2 separate regions of the Homo sapiens genome follow, and region 1 is linked to region 2. The links are chromatin loops, found by intact Hi-C in ENCODE. Cell type or tissue: heart left ventricle. All regions are shown on one strand. Each heading gives the region's core, and the rest is flanking DNA. Links, peaks and the distances in the headings are about the cores only. Region 1 overlaps MYO1B (myosin IB). Region 2 has its middle 180 kb from the start of NABP1.

Region 1 (10,200 bases), core at 762-8,761, 120 kb before region 2:
AAACAATTCGAGTCATTTCTCAAGTGTTTATTGAGTTACCAGATACCAGTAGTAAACATAACTGAGATATTCCTTGTCTGCATGGAGCTTAGAGTCTTAGCCCTAAGATTGAGAGTCTGTGGCTGCCAGAGGATGTATCCTATCAGGTAGGAAAGTCTAATCAGGAAACTATATTACGTTTTAAAAGTTTGTTTGCTACAGACCTAATCAGAACAGAAGTCAGATGTTCCTGTGTAAACATCCTTTAACTTGATGCTGGGTGAAATACCCTATACCCTTCAGCAATCCAAGAATATTTTTCACTTCTGGTTAATTCAAGTTTCTCTCCATACCTGTCTTGCTGAATGTGCCCTCCTTCTGCAAGTTATACCATCATTTTTCTCAACACTGTTTCAACTAGAGACTTCAGTTTATGAAAATGCCTGCGTTATATTTCCTTTTTTTTTTTTTTTTTTTTTTTTTTGTGACGGAGTCTCACTGTGTCTCCAGGCTGGAGTGCAGTGGTGCGATCTCGGCTCACTACAACCTCTGCCTCCAGGGTTCAAGTGATTTTCCTGCAGCACCACGCCCAGCTAATTTTTGTATTTTTAGTAGAGACAGGGTTTCACCATGTTGGCCAGGATGGTCTCGATCTTTTGACTTCATGATCCACCCACCTCAGCCTCCCAAAGTGCAGGGATTACAGGCATGAGCCACCGCGCCGGCCTGGCTGCCTGTGTTACATTTCTAAATATTCTTCCTTTCTTCAGAGGATTACTCTATTTCAGTGGTTCTCAAATGGCTGTGCATTGGCATCACCTGGGGAGCTTTTGCAAATTCAGATGTCTAGGCTGTACCCAGAGCAATTATGTCAGAATCTCTGGAGATGGGGCTGCAGCAGCAACCTTTTTAAAGCTCTGAGGTGATTCCAGTGTGCACTCAAGGTTGAGACCAAATGCTCTGTTAGACAGTAGTCTCTGGAGTAAACTGCAGATTCCAAACATGTGGTGTTCATGCTGCTTGGCCACTGTATGAAACACCCTTGTAAAACATTGGGCCTCACCTACTGTTCATCTGGGCATGGTGGCTCACACTTGTTATCCCAGCACTTTGGGAGGCCAACGTGCGTGGATCACGAGGTCAGGAGATCGAGATCATCCTGGCAAACATGGTGAAACCCTGTCTCTACTAAAAAATACAAAAATTAGCTGGGCGTGGTAGCTTGCGCCTGTAGTCCCAGCTACTTGGGAGGCTGAGGCAGGAAAATCGCTTGAACCTGGGAGGCGGTTTTTACTCCGTTTAAACAGAACTTTCAGCCAAGGCCAAATCCAATCAGTTATATGTCTATAGCAAATCTTATAATGGCCATCAAATTATAAAAATTTAACTTTCCTTCTACATGCAGTAAATAATTTTTCTTTTTTTCCCCCCAGTTCCTTGAGAGAATCAAGATTTGTTTTTTCATTATATTTAATTGTTACCTCCATTTTCCTTTTTAAGCCTTCTCAGATTAATCTTCAGTTTTGATTTTTAATAACTTTTTTAAATAAATTTATTTGTGGGGAGGTTAGATTAGCGATTTGGTTGGGGATTTTTAGGTACTTTTACCTGCTTTTTAATACAGAGTTACAGACGTGTTTTTCTTCTTTTAATAAATTATTCACATACATTCCCAGATGCCAGCCTATATTTTCCTGGATTCTCAGCAATGTTAGAACACATGGAGACATCAGGAAGCTCAGAGTGTTAGGAAACCAAGAAAATTAAGAACTTTAAAGTACTGCAAGTTGAAGTACAAGGGGTCAGAGTATGGAAGAAGTATTCAGATCCACATCAAGGCAAAAATGAAAATTTCTGTGATATTTTCCACCCAAGTGAAAAGAAACTGCTGGAGTATAGATAACATGTATTTTTTTATTTGTTCTGTTGTTCTTCAATTGACTGTAGGAATTAAGAGTTCTGCCTTTTAGAATACCCTGGGCATCTCTTTAAAAACTGGACACTAAAGGGCGAGACTTTTTTAAAAAAATGCGTCTAGTTGTCCCATGGCCCTGCAGTTCCCATGAAAATGCCTTTTTTAGCTGAGCTGGTGGAAACCTTTCATTCCCTGTGGTCTGTCTCTGAACGGAAGAGGGAAACTGATGCATTAAACCATGGGTTGATGACACATGGATTTGACTGCAAAACATCCCAGTACCAGCTGGAAGTGCTGCCTGGCTGGCCACATGTGATCCGATGTCAGTTTGGAAAATAGATCAGTAGAACATTGATACCAAAAATAAGGTGAAGTGAATTAAAATGCATAGAGGAAAAAAAATCTAGCTGTACATCCTGGTAGAACAGAAGACCAACTTCCCAAAGGAAGAAAATTGTAATGCAAATACTCTGATTCCACACATTTATGTTTGGACATTCTTATAACTGAAAAGATGGTCTGTGATTTCTGAGAAATATTTATAGCATATCCATAAAAGAACTGCTATTCTTTTTTTGAAAAAAGATATTAAGTTAAAAAGTAAGTTGAACAATCTACATTGATTTCAGCTCGTTTTCTACATACTTATCTGACAGGCATTAAAACTGGCAGATATTTTACTGGGAAAATCTGATTGGTCATTAGTGTTCTGTAGACCAAAGCAGGCAGTAGTAGCTGATTATTTCACCTTTCATACAGTGGAGCTAGTTTAACACAGGCAAAGTGCTAATTACTTTCAGTTATGGACTCCTTATTTATCTTGCCCTCATAAACCTCACTGAAAGTGACCCATATATGGTAAGAGTATGATAGGCTGGATGCAATGATTATTTCAAATAAAAAAATCTAATACTTGGGCAAGAGTCATTGTAGTCTGGTAGGTACACCTCATGATCATAGGATTTGTTTTCTAAATTGTTTTTAAAAGAAATTCTGGCTATAGTCAGCACCTTCTACTCTAGTTTCTTGCCTTCATTTGGTCCTTCTTATGCTAGAAAGCTTATAATTGAAGAGGAAGGAAACAATTTAAAGTAGATTTAAAAACAAAAGATGACAACTGCTATGATTTGTAAAAGATAGATAGATAGATAGATAGATAGATAGATAGATAGATAGATGGATCCAACTGTGTGAATAGCCAGCAATTCCTGAATCCCAGAGCCGGGCACTCCTCCCCATGTGTCAGTCTCATGAATCAAAGTCTTATAGTGTATATTTTATGGATATGCTGTAAATATTTCTCAGAAATCACAGACCATCTTTTCAGTTATAAGAATGTCCAAACTTGGCACGGTGGCTCACTCCTATAATCCCAGCACTTTGGGAGGCCAAGGCGGGCAGATCACAAGGTCAGGAGTTCAAGACCAGCCTGACCAACATGGTGAAACCCCGTCTCTACTAAAAATACAAAAATTATCCAGGCATAGTGGCATGCTCCTGTAGTCCCAGCTACTTGGGAGGCTGAGGCAGGAGAATCACTTGAACCCGGGAGACGGAGGTTGCAGTGAGCCGAGATTACACCACTGCACTCCAGCCTGGGCAACAGAGCGAGACTCCGTATCAAAAAAAAAAAAAAAATTCAAACTTAAATGTGTGGAATAATTGGAATATTTGGATTATAATTTTCTTCCTTTGTGAAGTTGGGCTTCTGTTCTGTGTAATAATATGTGTGTATTTCTTCCAGGTATAAAAAGTTTTTAGATGAAAGCCTATTTTAAAATGTTTAAGAAGAGCACGATAACATTGTTTTTCTTAAAATTTGCTGTATTTTAGTATATACCTGGAAGAAAAAATGTTAAGGGAAATTTTCTAAACCTTTAGCTAGTCATTCAATTTTGTAAATGTCTAAAAAGGAGACTATTTCATATTAAATGGTTTTCTCATATATTTTGAGGATTTTTTAAGTTTACATTCTAAAAAAAGCAATTCTTGTTTTGGAGCCTGTTTCTTGATGCTGTGATATTTAAAAATGGACCGTGGTTAAGTGCATTATATTTTTCTATAGGAACAGCATTATAATCAGAAGCTGTCAAAGGCTTTAACACCAAATAAATCTTTGCAAGGACCAACAGCATATTTTACAGCAATAATATAGCCCAACTTCCCTAAAATAGTGATATACACTCAAAATCCTGTAACTTTTATATAAATGCATTGACTCATTTATTATGCAGGAGACTTTACTGTATGTAAAAATGTAGAAACCCCCAAGCCAGCATGTTATATTCAAAATTTGACCTCAAATCAAAGTGCTGAACTATAAGAAACACTAATATGTAATTAACATAAGCCATGGTCTTTGTGTTTGGACTGCTCGCTGTTTCAAATACATTATATTCACCTACAGACTCCTTCCCATTTCTCTGTCCCAAATACAGAGGGACAGAGCTGCCACTTCTATTTACTGTCTTCCTTTCAATATTTATTGTTTTTAAAGAGCCTAAGAGTTTTTAAAATACCTGTCTTCCTTAAAGAGTATAAAATATCATCAGTCTCCTTTGTTGCTAAGGAGAATATACAAAGGGGCCAGTATTTTTGATACATCTTAATTTATATTGGAGAGTTTATGATTGATACTTGTGAGTATAAAGTAGTTATGAATCGACTGGGAATAAGATTTTCTGGGCTTTGTTTTTTTGTTGTTGTTTGTTTGTTTTGATGTTGAAAGGATGGACTCAAAGTCTAGAATTCTTAAAAGAAGCCCTAGCGTTTAAAATTTGATTATATTATATACTTCTAAACATAGTAAGTGCTCCCTATCCCAATCTATAGTTGGTAACTATAGTGTGAAATAGCAGAGAACAGACACCTTGCTGTTTGCCTTTGTTCTCTAAAGCAGCCTCAGCTTCATTTAGGGAGGTTATGTAATAGAAAGCCCAGAAGGTACTTGTTTGAAGATGTTTCTAAGTTTTAGTTTTATTCCTTAGTCTTCAGGGATAAATGTGGGTAAGACAGTAGAGAAAAATTGCATACTTGGAGCATGGGTGGAAAACTGGAGAGAGGAGATGAGTCATTCCTGGGGCAAGTTCCTGCCCACTTCCTCTTCTGGAGACTTTGATTCATGAGCCTGACACGTGGGAGAGGGCCTGGCTCAGGGATTGCTGGCTATTCACACAGTTCTTGACAAACCAAAAAAGTCTCCACATATAAAGTTGCTTTGGGGCCTTCCTATTCATCTGGTGGTTTCTAGTCTCAGTTTAGCTATTTTATGAAGGAGAGGGGGCCCAAGTTGAAAACCAGGTATTAATTTAATATTTGTATTAATGGAAAAATGTGTTAGACCTATACAAGTTAGAGTTCTGTGAACTGCTGCCAGGCTATTCCTTAATTTTCTGCAGATTATTGATTATTCCTTAAATTTTTGAAAGTTTTTAATCATATGTGCAGTCCCATTTTCCTCCAAATTTGAACAATGCCATCAACTTCAGCTTAGATCACAAGAGAGGTGTGTGTCTTTAGCCTTCACTTTGAGCAGTAAGGATCATCTAGGTGACCCATGACATGTTTTGGAGACTTTGGAGGTGAGTTTGCAATAGATGCTGATTTCTGTGGGGAAGTAAGTTAATTTCTACATCGGTGATTGTGCTATTCTATTTTTGTTTTGGTTTTTTTTTGGCGGGGAGGGGGCGGTGTTTTTTTAGCAGTAGAGTAAGTTCAGACAGTCAAGTTTTTGTTATTAGGGCATCTCCAGGAGAATACTCTCTCCTTATTGGTTTTTGAAAAGGAGCCTTAGCACGGTACTACACAGGGATGTGTCCCTGGGGTGGGAAAGGGGAGTTACTTTTGGATTATGATGGATCTCTTCACTTTTTGGTGATCTGCCAACCACCACTGCCCTGACTGTTTGGGTGGATGTGGACCTTGGATACATGTCATGCATGTTTTCTTTTTTTCTTTTTTCTTTTTCTTTGAGCAACATGGCTGTTTATTTCACCTGGGTACAGGCAGGCTGAGTCTGAAAAGAGAGTCAGCAAAGGGTGGTGGGATTATCATTAGTTCTTATAGGTTTTGGGATAGGTGGTGGAGTTAAGAGCAATGTTTTGGGGGCAGGGGGCAGATCTCACAAAGAACCTTCTTAAGGGTGGGGGAGATAACAAAGTACATTGATCAGTTAGGTTGGGGCAGAAATAAATCACAATGGTGGAATGTCATCAGTTAAGGCTATTTTCACTTTTTTTGTGGATCTTCAGTTGCTTCAGGCCATCTGGATATATACGTGCTGGTCACTGGGGATACGATGGCTTAGCTTGGGCTCAGAGGCTTGACATTCCTGTCTTCTTATATTGATAAGAAAAATAAAATAGTGGTAAAGCGTTGGGACGGCGAAAATTTTGGGGGGTGGTATGGAGAGAGAATGAGCAATGTTTTTCAGGGCTGCTTCAAGCGGGATTGGGGCAGTGTGGGAACCTACAGTGGGAGAGATTCAACTGAAGAAAGATTTTGGGATAAGGGGTGATATTGTGGGGTTGTTAGAAGGAGCATTTGTCATATAGAATTACTGGTGATAGCCTGGATGGCATGTTTTCTTTTTCCTGATAATTTATAATTAGAAGCATTGGATTTTGAAGCTTTAAAGCTTCAGGCAAGTTATATGATGTATCATTATTTCAGTCAAACTGTTTTTATCCTGAAGAACCCTCCCCTAGCAAACCACAGTTCAGACACCACAGGAAGGTATTGTGGTCCTGTCTTTTGAATTGACTGGATATGGGTCTTGATCCAAAGTTTTACACTGATCAAAAATACAGCCTGAATGGTAAAAGCCATCATTTGTAACCATGAATAACTATCAATACATGCTCACTTTTAGAAGTTTATTGCTAATTAAGAACTGACTGCATTTTGTGTAATTTGTCCCTTTTTGCACCAGAATGCAGTAAGTATGACCTGTTTGCAGTGCTGGTCTGTTGCATGCTCTTGTGTTAATAGCTTCTCTAGCTGTGTGAGTTTTGCAGTAAGTGGTTGTTGAATAACCATGTGGATATAAAATACAGAATCCATACAGGAATTTTTAAAGGTTATGGGCAAATTTAATTTAGTTGTAACTTAATCCTTAAATTGTTTTGTAATTGTGAAGCTTTGCCTCTGGTTTCTAATCTGCTTGTGTGTATTTCATGGTCCTGTTTTAGAAGTGTACTTTGAGCTGTTCATAGCTACACAATGTGTCTGAGGACACTAGTGCTTTCCTTTCCTTCTCATTATTTGCTGTTTGATGATTTAGCATAATAGGGTTGAAATAGCTCCATGGGCACAGACTTGCCAGATAACACATTTGTTCCATGAGACTGTTGTCTAAAAAAAAAGTCAAAGATCTGCTCTTATAAGTTATTAATGTTTTACTTTTACTTATAGGTTTTATTTATAGTTGCATCATATAGGGACATACTTTAGCAAAGCAATTGAGACTTTCTGATATATGGAATGCCTTTATGCTGAGTATAATAATAATAAGGCATCTATACTAGACCAACTTCAGTTTCTAATTGAAATTGTTAGCTCTGCGAATTTGAGCACAGGGTTTTAAAAAATTTGTGTGAAAATGAGGACTGAGGAGTGCCCTTTGTATCTGACTATATTTGTCAAAATTATTGAAAATAAATGTTTGCCTTTTAGTAAGACTCTTCAAGACATAAAACAAACAAACTTTTATCCTTAACTAAGTTTAGCATTAACAAGATAAGTCACTGACAATATATTCACATGTGTTATTTATGAGTTTGAGTTTAAAATTTCCTCTGATCACTGCATCACTGGTGATTAGAAATTCCTAGCTGACTTCCAGGAAAGAATGTAGTTAGATGCTGCAGCATAAGTATCATTTTTAAGTTTTCCTAAGTAAGACCAAAGTTGATTTTTAAAGATCAACTTTCAGAAGACTCTGTGACTTTTTCACTTCTATCATGTATGGAGGGATTTGAAGGCCAGTGGCTCTGCCTGTTCACAAGGAGCAGTGAGCTTTGGCTGCACCATTACATGTGGGCTCTCCTTCCTCATTAGACCAGGACTGGCCACCATTGTGGGAGAAGAGTCCAGTTTACCAGTGGTGGAGTCATACTATCCCTCGCTCCCACTGCCACCATCTTTGGGCGATAAAGAAAAATAGAGGTGAAAACAAGTTTTAGTGTCAGATCTACTTCTTCCTGGACGATGTGGTTCTTGATAAATTTATTCATTTGGTGCTCTCAGGATGTACAGCAATACATTAAGCCCTGCAGATTGTTCAGAAATGATTTAGGCATAAAGCTTCTGTCAACAAATTCATAAGAGATTAATATGAAGGAGAGGCTGCTGAGACTTCTAAGAGTGATCAAGGGTATGGGCCTTCTACAGAGAGAGAGATTGTTTCTTGTCAGGGAGATGCTTTAATCTTTGGGTCTCCATTTGGTAGGAACTTCATTTGTTCATACAGTCAGCCAATACATATTGAGAACTTGCTAGGTGTGAGGTGCTGTGTAAGGGGTAGGAATACAGTGAACAAGAGAGCATGGTCAGCCCTCACCCATAAGAATGTACAGTCTAGTGAGGCAGATGTATATGAAACTAATCTGTACATGTGTATACTTACACATACACACATGTTCGTATAACATGATTTACAAAAAGGGTTAGGATGCAAGAGTCAGAGTGAGGGATCTGTCCCTGGATGGGGACAATAAGGGGTCAGTTCAGGGGGACTTCCTTGAGCTCTGAAGTTTCACCTGAGAATGGGAGATTCAGAACTTGGTGACAGAGATTGTGGAGCTCACTGTGTCTTTGCTGATCCTTCAGCAAAGGAAGTGAGATTGTTTCTAGCTTTTCTGTTTGGGGTGCTTCTCTGTCAACTAAAAGTCTTCATCCTTCAAATATTGCATCATTTGTGTATACTTCATTCATTCACTTACTCATGACCCACTCCTCGAGTGCCTGCAATGGGCAAGCGTCTGTCCTAGGAGCCGTGTGCTGGGCCACAGTTAAATCTGAGAGATCATGTGTGGCATTTCTCATGGATTGAGATGTCTGAGTGTCATTGTTTTGAGAGAGCTAGTGGCATGGTTTATAAAGCTGTTTTTCATTTTCTCCATACAGGACAACAGCTTTGAGCAGTTCATTATTAATTATTGTAACGAAAAGCTGCAACAAATCTTCATTGAACTTACTCTTAAAGAAGAGCAGGAGGAGTATATACGGGAGGTAATGTTGAAATGCTATTTTTAAAAGTGTTGGTCCTTTTTTACTCGTAATATAAATTCTAATTCAGAAGATAGCCTAAACAAGAAGCCATATTCAAAAGGCTACATACTGTATGATTCCATCTGTCATTCTAGAAGAGGCAAAGCTATAGAGACTGATTACCTATAAGAAGCTATAGAGTCAGGGATTGCCAGGAGATAGGAGTTGTGAGAGGGTTGTGGCTGCAAAGAGAATTTTGGGGACTGATAATGGTGGTGGTTGCTTGACATTATACATTTGCCAAAACTTAGAGAACTGTATACCAAAAAAGTCAGCATCACTGTAAGTAGATTTGAAAATATTTTGAGACTTTGTTCAATATCAAAAAGTATTGAGTATTCAAATTTATAGTAAAAATAGGTAACAGTTACTGAGTCCTTACTACATAGCAGGTATTATATTAAGTGCTATGTATAGATTATCTCATTTAATATAATCTTAAAATAACCAGAAGTAGTGTTTGCAGAGTCTTTTCATCATTAATTTAAAAATATATATTTGCTTTTCACCCTTTTATTTTTTAAAATAGCCAGTCTTTTTTCAAGTGTAAAATTAGTTATTTCAAAAAATAAAAAGGAATTGTTATGTTTATATTTTTATTTCCTTTTTTGTTTATTTGCCTTAATATTTTAGTAATGATATTACCTGTTTTCCTTTATTTTCTTAGTATCATTTTAAGCCATTAAGGACACTGAATTCTCTTTTATCTTTCTTTCCATATAGATTTTTCTAATGTGATTGTTATCCCCAGTGGCTTAGTAAAACAACCCATTTACTCAAAAGCTAAATCATAAATATTTCATCTTTATTTTAGAGTACTCATTATGCTTCAGAAATGTTTTATACTTGTCTGGCACCTTTTAGTAACATAAATATTCTAAAAGCACGATTCATTCTTTTCCTGTCTTCTCATCATGAAGAGAATGCCCAAACTTTGATGGGTAACTTAAAACAGTTTATACAGATTGTTTAAAACACTTCTAAGAATATATAGGAAGATTGCTAGCTTGCTGTAATGAATAGAAGACAAATAAATG
Region 2 (10,200 bases), core at 888-8,887:
AGAAATATTAGAGCAGGGGATTGGAAGTGTAGGGGTTGGAGATGGAGGAAGAATCAAGTTATTAAGTAGGTGCTCAGGAGGGACTTCTTGAAATGTGAGATCTCAGCAAAGGCTTGAAGGAGGAAAGGAAGAGAGCCGCATGACTATGTGAGGAGCAGCTCTCCAGGCTCTCTTGAAGGCCCTACGGGAGGAGTGCCCTGGCATATGAAAGGGACAGTAAGGAGGTCACTGTAGCTAGAGAGGAGCAAATGAGGGGAGATAGGAGATGAGCTCAGGGAAGGAGTGAGGAGCAGGATTATGTGGGGCCTGTGGCTCTTTGAAGGACTCTAGTTTTTAAACTGAATGAAATGGAGAGTCACTGCAGGCTTTTGAGCAGGAGAGGAACATAATCTGAATGTTAACAGGATCACTCTGACTGCCGTGTTGCCAATAGATGGTTGGAGGCAAGGGAAGAAACAGGGGCACCTGTTAGGAAACAAATGCAGAGACAAAGATGATAAGACCAGGGAGAGAAAGTGGAGGGTGGCGAGCCGTGGTTGAGCTTTGCATGTGTTGTTAAGGCAGGGCCAGCAGATACGCTGAGGGGGAGGGATGTGAGCTGGGAAAGAAAGAGCACAGGTTTTTGTTGTGAACAACGGAAAGGGTGGGGCTGTCAACAACTGTCATCAACTGGGATGGGAAAGCTGTGGCTGGAACAGATTTGGGGGAGATGGTGACTAGAGTTCAATTTCGGAGAGGCAAGCTAAGAGGTATCTTATAGGCAGTTGGGTAAGCTTACTATTTGGGTGAAAAGTATGGGTTATAGATATAAATGATCTAGAAACAGTAGCAGCTGGTGCCAGCTTTTCTTTTAAATAAGAGGAGCATTTTTTTTTCTGCCTGGTACAAGGCCTCCAAACTAAGAAAATCATTTGATACTTTCCAAAAGCAACTGTGCTTTCAGACATTGAAACACATTTTTATTTTCTTGAGAGATCTAATCAAGATAAAATAACAAAGAATTGTTAACAGCATTAAAGATCCGTAATATATTTGTTCTTTATTCTTTGGTCTTCCATCTGAGTTTTGAGGGGAGGCAGGATGTTGTAGTATTAAGGGTGTGAGCTCTGGCATGAGACAGAGCAGGGTTTGAGTCCAGGTTCCACCGTGTAATAGCTGTGTGGCCTTGGCAAATTATTTAACTTCTATCAACTTCAAGGTCAGGAGTATTTATAGCACCTACCGTCATTAATGTTTTTTAAATACTATTTTTACCTAGCACCTATCAGTATGCCTGGCAATTCATTCATTCAGCAGATAATGATGCCTACCTATCATGTGCCAGGCATTGTGCTAGGTAATGAATATACAACTATAAATAACACAGACTATCCTTGGCCTTCTGGAAATTACCATTTAGGAAGCAAGCAATTTTTCAAAGAAGAAACTGGAATGTTCAGTAAGCTTGTGAGAACCTGCTCACTCTCACTGATGTTTGGGGGAGGGTGGATGCAAATTAAACTCACAGTGAGATATCACTTCACATCCATTAGCATGGGAAAAAAAGTAATAATTCCAAAGTTTGTTGAGGGCAATGGTGGAAACAAGAGGTCTTTTTCAGTGAAGGTAGGAATTCAAATTGTGCAACCACCTCAAAGATCAACTTGACAATATTAGTGAAGTGGAAAACACATGTCCTCTACAACCCAAAATTTCCACTGCAGGACTGTGCACCGGAGAAACTCTACACATGCACTCAGGGTGACATGCACAGGATATTCACAGCAGCACTTGTAGTGGTAGCAAAAAAGTGGAAGCAACCTAAATGTCCACCAGTGGGGGATTCAAACAACCGAATAATATTCAGAGGTTAAAAATGAATGAACTACATAGGTCAATGTGGAACAATTTCTAAAAATACAACAAAAAGTAAGTTGGAAAATATAATATTCTCTGTCTGATTAAAACATCACACAAAATAGTGTATTATTATACAGTAAAACATTAAAACATACAAGGAAAGGAGGAAAAAGATGAATACAACTGGAACAAGGAGGGAAGGTTTAGCTGCATCTGTGATGATTTATTTCTTAAAAAAAAGAAACAAACATGACAAAATGTGTCTATTAAATCCAAAGACTTACACAAGTGGCTGATATGTATTTTTCTGTATGATTAAAATATTTCATAACCAAACATTAAAAACTCCTTTTTTCTGTGGTAAAATATATATAATGTGAAATTTACTATTTTAACCATTTTAAGTGTACAGTTCAGTAGTATTAAAGCACATTCACATTGTTGTACACTATCACTATAATCCATCTCCAGAACTTCTTTCATCTTCCTAAACTAAATCTCTGTATCCATTAAGCACTATCTCCCTGATATGGTTTGGCTGTGTGTCCCCACCCAACTCTCATCTTGTAGCTCCCATAATTCTCACGTGTTGTGGGAGGGACCCGGTGGGGGATAATTAAATCACGAGGGCGGGTCTTCCCTGTGCTGTTCTCATGATAGTGAGTGAGTCTCATGAGATCTGATGGTTTTTAAAAGCGGAAGTTTCCCTGCATAAGCTCTCTTTGCCTGCTGTCTCCATGTAAGATGTGATGTGCTCCTCCTTGCCTTCCACCATGATTGTGAGGCCTCCCTGGCCATGTGGAGCTGTAAGTCCAATAAACCTCTTTCTTTTGTAAATTGCCCAGTCTCAGGTATGTCTTTATCAGCAGCGTGAAAATGGACTAATACATTCCCCATTCCTCCCTCTTTCCAGACCCTGGCAACAACCATTCTACTTTCTGTCTGTATGAATTCAACTACTCTGCATATCTTGAATAAGTGGAATCATACTATATTTGCCCTTTTGTGACTGTTTTATTCACTTAGCATAATATCCTCAAAGTTCATCCACGTTGTATCATGTGTTAGAATTTCCTTCCTTCTTAAGGCTGAATAATATAACATTGAATGTATATGTACAAACAGATTTTGTTTATCCATTTATCTGTTGACAGACACTGCTTCTTCCTTTTGGGTGACATAATTTCACATTTTGTGTGACAAAATTAAACAATTCAAATAAAAATAAAGTAAAATGACAGGAAAATTATAGAGGCAAAAATAAAATGTGTGTCGCATATGTGAATGTGGTGTGTTGAGTTTTTCACAGTTGAGGAGGAGTCTCCTTGTCCCTCACATGGCATGGTGGCATGGACCATTCACGCCAGCAGGCTGTATCCCCTGTCAGAGGCAGGGCTGGCTGTGGGTGGCAGCTGCACTCTGCTACCTGGGCTTCTGCATCTGCTCCTCCTTGAGCCGCTGCTCCCACAACATGCGATGTTCTGGCTTAAGCCGAACAGCTTCCTTCTTCGTTCTTGTTGAAACTGGCAGAAACCAAGAAAGAAAGCAGTCTCAGGCAATTGGCAAGTAGTAAGTATTGGGACTAAGAAGTATTTGGAGCCCTTGTGCTGGCAAGCCAATTGCATTGAGGCAGCCCCAGTCCCACTCAATTCTTGCTCACATTCCCCATGCCTTTTGGCATCATGCCTCATCACTACTGCTCCCCTAAGTGCTTCCAGATGCCCTCCATCAGGGGCTTCTCAGACTGAGAGCATTAGACTGCTGCCTCGCTACCAACGCTACTCAGAACCACAGTGTATTATATAAGACAGAGAAAAGCAGAGCTGCCCTGTGGGGTTAAGGGGCGGGGGCAGAGTAGATATGAGGCTGGGTATCCAAACCCCAGTGCAGCTCCAGGGAAGCCCCATTTGAAAATAGCTGCATAAGGCTAGTGATTAGAAACCCCAGCTCTAAAGCACAGGGAGGAAGAGGAGGATTGTAATCTGGAGAGGGTCAAGCTCTTCTAGGCAAGGCCAACCAGCTATTGTGAGTAAAGTAACTGTGTGTGTGTGTGTGTGTGAGTGAAGCAGGTGATATCGAACTGCTGGAGCTCCCCCTGCATTGCCAGAGCAGTTTTTTTTAGATATGTCCTCCAGACCCTTAGGGCTCCTCAGGGCACAATTTGAAAATCACAGACTTGTCTAGTCTCTTTTAATCCTGATACTCTGCAGACTGTTATCATCCCCACACAACGAAAGGTGAACCTGAGGCCAAAGCCCCACAGGTAGGAAGTGGCTGAGTCAGGAATGCTCCTTCCAAAGACAACTTTATTATCCTTCAGTAGAGACGCATACACTGCAGCAGCTTGAAGTAGGGAGGCTTCTGGAAACTGTGGGGATGAACCAAAAAGGAATCCTTTCCCATGCTGGGGAAGCCCACTCTGGCACAGAAACAAAGCAAATTATAGCTGTTGCGGAAACAGGCCAAACACGGCTGGCTGAGCCAGAAGTGGGGTTATTGCTCATCTCCTGGGATCCCATTGTGTGTAGGTCTCTTGTCCTCCCCACACCAAGCTCCGGGTCTCCTCACCCCCGTGCCAGCTGGGAGGCCCATAGGCTGCCAGGCATCTTGTAGAAACACACCAGAGCAGCCGCAGCTTCAGCTCTTCCCTCCCTGCCTTCCCTCCTGCCCCAGGGTGAAGGAGAGGGGGCTGGCCATGGGAGAGACCAGAAAACGAAGGGGAGAAATGGAAGCTGGTTTCCACAGAAAGAGATGGTTGGTGGGACCCGTGTCATATGTCAAGTTGGAGGAGCAAAGGCCAGTTGGGAGATGGCTGTGGCCTTTGTTGAAAGGTCTGCCTGGGAGCCAAGTTTCAATTTCTGGCTCCCTTTAGACAGGACCGGTTTCTCTAATAGCTCATTGAAAGGTGAGAGAAAAAGGAAAGAGCACACAAACTGACCCCTTTAAAAATATGGCAAAACCTAAAATGTCTTTGGAAATTTCAAGAAGTCCTTGAACAGAATCATAGTTTCTTTTTTTTTTTTCTTTCCCTGAGGAAATTCAGCATGGACCTGTCTCCCTCTTGTGGAATTAATTTTGCCTCTTGGTTGTACAGTGTTTAGTAAAATAAGAGGAAAACTTATGGGGACTTCCTGTTACCTTGTTTCTCCATTGTCTTTCTTTGTGCAAGAAAAGACAGCAGTATTGTAATTATCAAAGAAAAAGCTTTAATTTTCTGAAATGAACAAGCATTTAGAAATAAACTTTTAATCTAACACTTTATAGTAACAAAATTCTGCCTGTAAAATCTAGTGCTTAAAGATTTAGTTTTACTTAATTCTTCAACGTTAGACAGAATATCGTCTCCATTTTATGGTTAAGTGTCAACAAAAAGAGTCAAATTCTGTAAAATATTTGAAGACATTTATTCTGAGTCAAATATGAGTGGCCATGGCCCATGACACAGCCCTCAGGAGGTCCTGAGAACATGTGCCCAAGGTGGTCGGGGTGCAGCTTGGGTTCCATACATTTTTTGGGAGGCAAGAGACTTCAATCAAACACATTTAAGAAATACACTGGTTTGGTCCAGAAAGGCGGAACAACTCAAAGGTGGTGAGGGTTGGGGGGGCGGTCCAGTTTATAGGTAGATTTTAAAATTTTCTGGTTGACAATTGGTTGAGCTTATCTAGACCTGGGATCAACAGAAAGGAAATGTCTGGGTTGTAATAAGAGGTTGTGGAGATCAAAGTTTTATCATGCAGATGAAGCCTCCAGGTAGCCGGCTTCAGAGAGAATGAATTGTAAGTGCTTTTTTTGTTTTTTTGGTTTTTTTTTTGAGATGGAGTCTCGGAGTCTCACTCTGCTGCCCAGGTTGGAGTGCAGTGGCCCGATCTGGGCTCAACGCAACCTCTGCCTCCCAGGTCCTGCCTCAGCCTCCCGAGTAGCTGGGACTACAGGAGAAAGCCACCATGCCCGGCTAATTTTTTTTTGTATTTTTAGTAGAGACGAGGTTTCACTATGTTGGCCAGGTTGGTCTCGAGTGCCTGACCTCATGATCTGCCTGCCTCAGCCTCCCAAAGTGCTGGGATGACAGGTGTGAGCCACCGTGCCTGGCCTGTAAATGCTTCTTATCAGACTTAAGGTCTACATTGATGTCGATGCCAGTGAGCTATAATGAATGCTGTCCAACCCTCACTTCCTGTCCTGGCCTAAACCAGTCTCTCAGGTTAAATTTTAAGAGCACCGTGGCCAAGAAGGAAGTCCATTCAGATGGTTGGGGGGACTTAGAATTTTATTTTTGGTTTACATAAGGAAGGTAAAAGAAGGACCATGACAAAACTAAATTTATTTTTCTTTAGCCAAACTCCAAAGTTCTTTGCAGAATTGTTAGCAACAATGACACAAGACAACAACAGCTTGTTACAAAAGGTAGCTAGTCGGGCATCAGCAGGGCAGGAGAGGGCATCTCCCACTCACCAGGAATGTCAGGTGACCATTGGATGATGGTCAGGCAGTTGTCACAGTACCTCTCTAATATAATAATTGGTTGCAGCCAGCGCCAGGGAGAGGCAGTTTCCCAGTACATAAAAACCCCTGAAACTGGTAATGGGCAGCTTTCAGAAATTGGGCACGTGGTCTCGAGCATGCACGTTAAGAGGCAAAATGGTGGAGTATGACCTTCCCGGCATTCCACTGGAAAAGGGAGGAAAGCCTCAGGTGAGCATGCATACAACTCCAGTAAACACACCACGCGCTCACCTCCTAGGCACCAGTAGGCTACCTCGCATGTGGGTGGCTCACCTTAAGGGAAGAATCAAGGGAAAAAGGGATCACAACACCGGAAGTGAAATGCATATGAAATGCTAGGTTCAAGATCAAATGGGTCAGTTGACCTCCAAGTTGCCACTTGAGTCTCTTCCAAGTGTACTTTCCTTTCTTCTCTAAAGCTTTTCAGTAAACTTCCGCTCCTGCTCTGAAACTTGCTTCAGTCTCTTTTTCTGCCTTATGCCCCTCAGTTGAATTCTTTCTTTTGAGGAGGCAAGAATTGAGGTTGCTACAGACCCATAGGGATTTGCCACCTGTAACTCAGATAACTTCCACCAGTAACAAGCTGATATTTATTAGCATTTGCTTTTCGCAAAGCATTAGGCCAAGCACTTCACCTAAATTATTGATGTGGCTCTGATGAGTGGAGGAACACCAGGGCTCTTGTCTCACATCAAATTAGATAAGACACAAACACACGTGGAGTGGTTTTAAGGAGCGGAGAATTTAATAGGCAAGAAGGAGTAAGAAGGAAGGGAGAAGGAAAAAGCTCCCCTGTACAGAGACAGAGGGAGGGGGACTCCAAAGCCAAGAGAGGGAACCCCACTTGCCACGGAAACCAACCAGGTATATGAAGAGGCTGGAGGAGGCGATGTTTGATTTGCGTAGGGCTCAGGGGGTTGGTTTGACAAGGCATGTCATTCACATAGCCCGTGAAAAAAATGGCCCTCGTACCCTAGCCTTTTAATATGCAAATGCAGGGCACCATGATGTTCTACACATGTGGGGATAGATGGGGGCAGCCATGTTTCCAGGCACATGTGGGGCAAGGGCAAGAAGGCTGCAGGAATCACCATGTTGGGTGGACTCAGTTTCTAACGGCTGGCATTTGCTTATTAAAGGTTGCCAGACTGGCCATGTTGGGTGGACCCAGTTTCTTTTTTTTTTTTTGAGACGGAGTCTCGTTCTTGCCCAGGCTGGAGTTCAGTGGCACGATATCGGCTCACTGCAAGCTCCACCTCCCAGGTTCACGCCATTCTCCTGCCTCAGCCTCCCCAGTAGCTGGGACTACAGGCACCTGCCACGACGCCTGGCTAATTTTTTCTATTTTTTAACAGAGATGGGGTTTCACCATGTTAGCCAGGATGGTCTAGATCTCCTGACCTTGTGATCAGCCCGTCTCGGCCTCCCAAAGTGCTGGGGTTACAGGCGTGAGCCACCGCGCCTGGCCGGGTGGACCCAGTTTCTAATGGCCAGCATTTGTATATCAAAGGTTGCCGGCCTGGCTCTAAGAGCTGGGGCTTTACAAGAAACTTTTCCAAAGATGCTTTAAAAAATGAAAACTTTCCAAGGACGCTTTTTCCTCTCTATTTGCCTAAAATAATTTCTTAATAACTCCTACAACATTATCTTACTCTTTGCAATAAAATTACTGTCTAATTTTACTAGGAAACTGAGGCTTAAAGAGGTTAAGCAACTTGTTTAAGGTCACATAACCAATTGCTGAGGTTTAAGTTGGATTAATATCAATGATCCTAAATGGAGACTTAGGAACAAAGAATAACAGAAGCACGTATTAAATTGCTCTCTCAAATTCTGGCCTTCAGGAGATGAGCTGAGAGAGATGTAAATAATCCATAGGGTATTTTTTTTTTCCTTCTGTGACATTTTGAAAGATAATCAGCCTATATGTGGGGTGGATCATATTTCATAATTATTTGCAAGGTTAAATTAAACATTTAAACAGAATACTTTTGATAACACAGAGAAATTACTCGTGCTATGAGATGGGCATCGGGACTCCACTGTTAGGAGGTATGGAAAATGCCTCTTGTCAGGATTGCTCCATTACTGCTTCTAGCCACACCCATCTCATTGGGTGCGGGTTGGTAGTAGGACAGATATTACAAACCAGCATGATCAGGACATGACAAAACTTCATTGCTGATCCTAAAACCCCTGGGCTGGACAACAAGAAAGGATAGGGCAACAGAGGCACTTTTGAAACAAGTCGGTCTTTTAAATATTTACTATGGTGTCTTTGTCAATTTCCTATAAAATGTCATTCTGCTATTTTTGAACCAAATTTAGGTCTGCATACAAGACAGAATAAATAGATGCTGTTAGTGACCTCCATCAGACTGTGGAACCTTGACTGCTTTGGTGATTCTTTACCCCATAAATTTGGCTGTGAGTCAAGGGGAGCCATTCTTGTGACATCACCAACTCATCTTCTCTGTATCACCCTTCTTCTTCTGGGTACTGTTTGGTACAATGGAGAAGAAAGCACAGGGTCCAGTTGTTGATTTTTCTGAGCCAAAATAGCTGTTATTAATTGCCAGGAAGGAAACGTAAACAGAGCAATTCCAGAGGGGTTGGTGAAAGAGGCATCTTTAAGCATGTAGATGAAAATGAAAGCCTCGGCCAGGCGTGGTGGCTCAAGCCTGTAAGCCCAGCACTTTGGGAGGCTGAGGTGGGTGGATCACTTGAGGTCAGGAGTTTGAGATCAGCCTGGCCAACTTGGTGAAATCTCATCTCTACTAAAAATACAAAAAAATTAGCCGGGCGTGGTAGTGCGTGCCTATAATCCCAGCTACTCAGGAGGCTGAGGCAGGAGAATTGCTTGAACCTGGGAGACGGAGGTTGCACTGAGCCGAGATGGCGCCACTGCACTCCAGCCTGGGCAATAGAGTGAGACTCTGTCTCAAAAAAAAAAAAAAAAAAAGGAAAGAAAAAAAAGAAAATGGCATCCCCAGAGATAGAAGTTCACATTGATTCAGTATAAATATTGTGTTAAAGGGGTTTAGTTTTAGTCAATGGCTTGAACATAGCATATCAGGAAGATGCTTTTGGCACAAGAAGCCAAAAAATCCAAACTCACCTGGTTTAATAAGAAGGCCAATTTATTTTTCCTAAGAAAAAATAAGTGCTCAGGCAGCTGGTTTATTTAATTCAGAGGTGAAAGGATGTCATGAAGGATTCCATTTTTTTGTGTGTGTGTGTTCACTCTGCCATCTCATCTTGTCAGTGTCATCCCCTCGCTTGCCATACTCATAGATACAGGACAGCTGGCACAGCCCTAGGTGTTATGTGCAGACATGAAAAAGTCTAGAAGAAGAAGGGAGTCTCTCTTCTTTGAGCTTTTTTTTTTTCTTTCAAGAGTAAAGAAACCACTTTTTAACAACCCCCCAAACCCCGAGCAAATATTTGCTCATAGCCTATTGGTCAGAACTGGATCACATGCACATGCTTAATATGTGCCAGCAGGGAAGACTGCACCACCACAGTTGGCTTAGACCAATCAAGGTGTATCCCTGAATCTTGATTCAGGGGAGGGGAGTAGCCTCAGGAATGAATGCCTCTGACGTTATTTTTTAAAAGGAGCTGGGTGGGGGATGGCCATTGTGTTGGCAACCAAAAGTACCTGTTATATGGTTTGGGATATGTGTTGTGGGAAGTCAGGGACCCCGAACAGAGGGACTGGCTGAAGCCATGGCAGAAGAACATAAATTGTGAAGATTTCATGGACATTTATTAGTTCCCCAAATTAATACTTTTATAATTTCTTACACCTGTCTTTACTGCAATCTCTGAACATAAATTGTGAAGATTTCATGG

The links. Peaks named below come from ENCODE experiments on the same cell type or tissue, not always from the same donor. Only the 100,000 strongest peaks of a DNase experiment are listed, where the experiment ranks them.
Region 1: it touches region 2 in a loop (2.5-fold over the local background); 5 of 110 quality-filtered maps call a loop at or near these places.

Annotation. Positions count from the first base shown.
Region 1 is chr2:191,372,443-191,382,642 of GRCh38, forward strand. MYO1B (myosin IB) reads left to right here. Exons shown (of 31, transcript NM_001130158.3): 14 at 9,020-9,124. Among named protein-coding and RNA genes, the nearest start is that of MYO1B-AS1, 130 kb to the left of the region's middle. RefSeq lists an enhancer at 4,841-5,135. In heart left ventricle, for the core only: a CTCF peak has its summit at 5,613; a DNase peak (open chromatin) is centred at 5,031; H3K27ac peaks cover 865 bases.
Region 2 is chr2:191,496,853-191,507,052 of GRCh38, forward strand. No RefSeq gene overlaps it. Among named protein-coding and RNA genes, the nearest start is that of NABP1, 180 kb to the right of the region's middle. In heart left ventricle, for the core only: a CTCF peak has its summit at 4,904 (motif pointing left); no DNase peak of the experiment used is centred there; H3K27ac peaks cover 483 bases.